Regions from separate parts of the Homo sapiens genome. Here region 2 is linked to region 1. A link is a loop called in an ENCODE intact Hi-C map of the cell type or tissue named here. Cell type or tissue: PC-9. All regions are shown on one strand. Links, peaks and the distances in the headings refer to the core of each region. The heading gives the core; the rest is flanking DNA. Region 1 overlaps ITPR1 (inositol 1,4,5-trisphosphate receptor type 1). Region 2 has its middle 13 kb from the start of SETMAR.

Region 1 (2,818 bases), core at 317-2,816:
GCATATGCCCATAGGGGGCTATCTTTCTGGAGGGTCTATGTGTCTTTAGTTGTCCTCACTTTGCTTTTCTGGTATAAAGATCATTTTGTTCAGTGAGATCTTATTAATACATCTCCAACTCTTTCCTCTCCTATACTTTTTACCACAGGGGTTGTAAATTCAGATTCCTCTTGGCCATACGGGAAATCAACAGGAATAAAGTGGGCTTGGTGGGTAGTGTTGCCAAGTGGAGAGTCCCATGGGTGGGTCTGGAGGGGCAGCTCTACTTCCCTACTGTCACTGCTTGGGAATGTGGGCTGAGAGCTGCTGCCACGTCTTCCACTTTTTAAGAGAAGATAAAAATCCATGCTTTTAGTGTAGTATCTCAATTTTAAAAAGATGTTGGGAACTAATTCAATTAAGGCTTGAAATATACACTCAACACCAAAAGAAATGGCTCAGGCTGGATGTGGTTCTTCAGCCCCATTTGCAACCTGTGCTCTATATGTTATGTTTCATCAGCAAGTCCTTTCGACACTCCTTCCTATGAATGAACTGTGAAGAAAACAGCATGGTTGAAAAAAGTTCAATCATAAGGTGATCAAAAATGGTCAACTCCTTATTAAAAAGAAAAAAGAGAAAAACAGAAATCTCTCTCATGCTGTTTATGTTTTTAAAAAATAAAAAAGGAAGCCAGTTCTTTTCCCTGATTTAAGATTACTGATGTGACTTTCAGGTCTTTTTTTTTTTTTTTTTTTTTTTTTTTTGAGATGGGGTCTTGCTCTATTGCCAGGCTGGAGTGTAGTGGCACGATCTCAGCTCACTGCAACCTCCACCTCCCGGGTTCAAGCGATTTCCCTGCCTTAGCGTCCTGAGTAGCTGGGACTTCAGGGGTGCGTCACCACGCCCGGCTAATTGTTTGTATTTAGTAGAGACGAGGTTTCACCATTTTGGCCAGGATGGTCTCGATCTCCTGAACTCATGATCCACCTGCCTTGGCCTGCCAAAGTGCTGACATTACAGGCATGAGCCACTGGGCCCGGCCTCAGGTCTTGAATGTTGACTTTGTGCTTCACTTTCTGCAGTTCCTACTTTCCTACTTAGCTGGAACTTTTCCCCCTAGTGTCTTAAAGTTATCTACATATTTCATTCAATTTACATTCCCACCAGCCAATACGATGTTGTATTTTGGACAGCCACTTTGCCTTTGGAACTGATGGCCAGTCTCCAGTGGGTTTTCATTTTTATTTTTCTCAACTACTATGCAGCACCCCAATCAGAAGTCAGACTATTTTAAATTAATGCCATTTAAGGAATTAGTTGTCTAGACCACTTGACTTCCTTTTGACTAGGATGAGCAACATCAACAGCACTTTGAAGGAGAGTGACATCTAGTGGCTGGATACTGTCTATGCTTTTTCCTTCTGCAGGAATAACTGGATTTTGACTCTCTTGGTCATGTTTTCCTAAGGGTCTCTTGACAAAATGAGCTTCTTCCCATCCGCAAATCACATAAATTTCTTCTAAAGGCCATTACTACTGTTTTCTGACAGCAGCATAGCTGTTACCTTGAAACAAGCACCTACATTGTTTTGTTCTGAGAAATGATTACTTAAGTCACAGCTTTGACCAGCTAGGAAGAGCTAGAGGAGTGACAGGTCCTTATTGTCTGGGTACTACATTGCTTGTTTTTAGAAGCCTTGCTTCAATATCGCATTACATGATTCAGAGCTTGTTGACTTTAACAAAATAACCTTTCCTTACTGTTTCAGTCACCTTTCTATTGTCATTCGATAATAGTTTCTCTGTTGCTGAAATAAAATAACAGGTGGCTATGATGGGGCAGACCTTGATGTTGCTTAGGGAACATGGTGAATAATAGTGGTGGAACCATTTCATAGAGTGTTTTTTTTCCCCTTAGAAATTAAAAACAGCCCGCAACCCATTATTCAAGGGAAAAGAGTAATAGATATTTAAATTATCAGGATTTTAAAGTAATGAAAAGGTAACACATTTAAGATGCCTTTTTCTTTTTTTTTTGAGACAGTCTCACCACTCTATCACCCACGCTGGTGTGCAGTGACATGTTCCCGGCTCACTGCAGCCTCAGCCTCCTGAGCTTAAGTGATCCTCCCACCTCCCTGCCCAGTAGCTGGGACCACAGGCACACACCACCATGCCTGGCTAATTTTTGTATTTTTTGAAGAGTTGGGGTTTTGCCACATTGCCCAGGCTGGTCTTGAACTCCTGAGCTGAAGCAATCCACCCACCTCGGCCTCCCAAAGTGCCAGGATTACAGACATGAGCCATGGCATGACTTTAAAAAATTCAGAGTACCTGACACAGAGACATGATGAAGGTGTTTTTGAAGAAACTACACACTTGTATTTTAGGAGGAGTATTCCAAAATCTGTGAGTAGGAAAAGCAAAAAAATATTAATTGATGTGATTCGTAAATTGTGTTCCTCAAAGATAACCTTGGGTTTTATTTTGATGTTTTCCCTACTCTCCTACCCCCTATTCTGTTCCTGTGTCTCCACATTTTAAAGTATCAACAGGAGTGTGCTATTCACTTCCCTTTCTTGTTGCCCAGGCTGGAGTACAGTGGTGCGATCTTGGCTCACTGCAACCTCCACCTCCTGGGTTCAAGTGATTCTCCTGCCTCAGCTTCCTGAGTAGCTGGGATTACAGGCATGCACCACCACACCTGGCTAATTTTTGGGGGTATTTTTAGTAGAAACGGGGTTTGGCCATGTTGGCCAGGCTGGTGTTGAACCCCTGACTTCAGGTGATCTGCCCGCCTCAGCCTTCCAAAGTGCTAGGATTACAGGCGTGAGCC
Region 2 (2,818 bases), core at 48-2,547, 340 kb before region 1:
CACAGTGGTGTTGTTCTTTCTACCAACTCCATCTCTTTATTCATTATCACACAACCTTTTCTGCTACAGTACATAGCATAATTTGCTCCTGGTGGGCAGTAATGCCATCACATTCAGAGTGAGGGCTATTTTAAACCCTATCCCAGCCAAACCAGAACTGAACAACACTGAAAGCAACTACGAGGTTTCGGGAAAATGGGGAAGATAGTGACAGAAAGGAAGCCTGAGAAACTCAGACTGGAGGTGAAAGAGCAGCTGGAGGCCAAGATAGTCCCACTTGGGGAGGAGCAAGAATCCAAGGATCTCCTCCTTCTCTTAGCACTTACAAAGCTGACTCCAAAATAAATCCTGTATTTCCTGCTCAGTTAAATCTCCAGGACAATCCTATGAGACTGGCATTATCAACCTCATTTTATGGGTGAGGAAAGAGGCTCCAAAGAGCAAGGAACCGCACTGGGCCAGTGTGGTGTAAATCGGTCACACATAGACTGTCTGTTGAAGGGTGTTCTTACATTACTACACTAGCAATTAGAGACCTAAAATAAGATAGGAAGCTCTATGAGTCAGAGCTTAAGCCCTTGCCTTCAAGCAAGTATATATCTTAATTATATCAATTCTGTTCTTATAGATTTCCTACAAGGAACCCCCTCCATACTCACCCTCCATCACCCATTACAGTACTCTTTTCCTTTTGTCAACTGGATCTACCTTCTCTTAATTTAAACCCATTTTCTTTGTTGCTATCATCCAGAAGGGGTAAAGCATCTGGTTGTAGGGTTTCTAGCTAGAGCACTCTGTAAACTAAACGACCATTTAAAATAGCACCTAGCACAATGGCCAACACACAGTTGGTACTTAATAAACACGCTGAATAACTACATGAACAAATGCTAAAAATAAACCTTTCTTTATTATGAATGACTCTAGCATCAAATAAATTGTGTTATCAACAAAAACAACAAAACATTTCAAAACGTCTTCCATAATTGATTAAGTTGCATTTTTGCAACTATTGGCAGATCTAGATATGAGATCCAGGTATAAGGCATAATAGGCAAATCACACATGGCATAATGAGTGGCACACTGTAGCCATTCAATCTGGTGAATGAATTTAAATTATGCTGGGTTGGTTTTTTAATCACAATGAAACTTAAAAGACATACCCAATTTTTAACTCTCAGACAAATAAAACACATTCCCAAGTTTAGCATCTTTAGACAGTATTTTCCATCTTTTGTCAAACATATTCACTCAGTCATTTTACAACTGCCTATGTACTCGTTATAACTTGAACATAAATTTCTCTTAGATTGTGTAAATGTGAGTCTAAACAAATCACAGCAAAGGAAAACGTTTATCTGAATTTTCTCATCACAATTTGCTACAAACATTTTTTAACTCTTTCCTCATTTTCAACAGAGTAAAAACTTCTTGTCCAGTTTATGCAAAATGGGTATTTTATCATTTGTAATTAAATGGACAAAAGGATAGGGTTATCACACCACCTTGTGGACCGTAAGGGTATTGCTGCTACAGAGCCAAAGCACATTTTAAGAACGAGAAGGTAACATGGAACATCAGCTGTTCATGCTTTTCCCTTCCCCTCCAGGTCTTCTGCCCCAAATCTACATCTTCAAATACTACCCGCTCCTCAAAATACAGTTTAAATGTCCCCCTCATAGAACCTTCTAAATCAAACTTATCTCTTCTCTAAATTTCCATGCTGCCTTATCTGGTTCTTCTTATTTTCTACTTCATATTGTATAGTCTTATCTCCCCTGCTAGACTGTAGGTATTTTGAGGATATGTGGACAGTCACCTTCAGACGTGTACTGAAGCCAGTTCATACCTACTCTCATCAATAGCTTAACATTCAGAAAGCTTGCAAGCTGGTTGTTAAAGTGTTGGTAGCTTGAAATTAGCCATGGTAGGTGCATTTACAAAATGGAAGTCAGGAAAAAAAACAACTGTAAATCCGAACACTTGTAAAACTTTGTTGACCAACTTTAACTTCTTCATATCTCATTGTCTCTACAGTAATATGTAGTGAGGAGAGGTAGTGATACTGCCTACCTCACAGGACTCTTTTAAGGATAAAAGAACCCACATAAAATGTTTTGTCTAATGTCGGGCACATAGTATGTGTCCGCCAAATATTATAATAACTATTCCCGATAACTCTATCATGGTGCACTGCAAGTAGCAGATCCTCAAAACATTCAATTGTTAAATGACAATCAAGAATTTCAATGAGAAATTTTCAGATATGTTAACACTGATGGTAGTCCCAGCTTAACAATAGGCCAGATCATTATAGGAGACATAAACTCTTTAATTATAAATAATCCAGATATTTTCGCTTGCCCTGACTCCCATCTTATTCCTGCTTGAAATCCATCTCTCTCTCCCCCTCATCTCTGCTCTCTCTCCTTGTCTCCTGCATTTCTCTTCCATTTTTACTCACTCTAAAGTGCCTTCCTCTCTCCTTCTTTTTACCACTTTATTTCATAATGCAAAATAAATAATTTATGCCTCACTTTGTTCCAGAAAAGGTTTGCAGTGAATAATAGATAACTTGGTTTCATGTTTAGTGAATAAGGATTTTATACTTCTCCAAGGGAAGGAATTGAAGTCGCTTTTTACCACTTCTATCAGTGATTCCATGATCCTGTTTGATTGGTCCTTGGCAGAAAATGGGTTCTTTATATAGACCTTTGGGGAAAGACGAAATTAAGTTTCCAAGTGCAAAGTGGAAAACTAAATTGCCATGAATTCCAAATACTTTCCAACAGGGAAGCAAAAAAATGTCCTTATCT

Evidence for each region. A loop is a pair of places that touch in the nucleus more often than their neighbours do. Peaks named below come from ENCODE experiments on the same cell type or tissue, not always from the same donor. Only the 100,000 strongest peaks of a DNase experiment are listed, where the experiment ranks them.
Region 2: a loop joins it to region 1, with 13 times the contacts of the local background. A loop is called at or near these places in 5 of 110 quality-filtered maps.

Annotation. Positions count from the first base shown.
Region 1 is chr3:4,632,212-4,635,029 of GRCh38, forward strand. All of the region lies in intron 5 of ITPR1 (inositol 1,4,5-trisphosphate receptor type 1), which reads left to right. Among named protein-coding and RNA genes, the nearest start is that of EGOT, 120 kb to the right of the region's middle. In PC-9, for the core only: a CTCF peak has its summit at 1,346 (motif pointing left); a DNase peak (open chromatin) is centred at 1,350.
Region 2 is chr3:4,288,963-4,291,780 of GRCh38, forward strand. It overlaps a transcript of SUMF1 not described here. Among named protein-coding and RNA genes, the nearest start is that of SETMAR, 13 kb to the right of the region's middle. In PC-9, for the core only: CTCF peaks have their summits at 1,519 and 1,720; no DNase peak of the experiment used is centred there.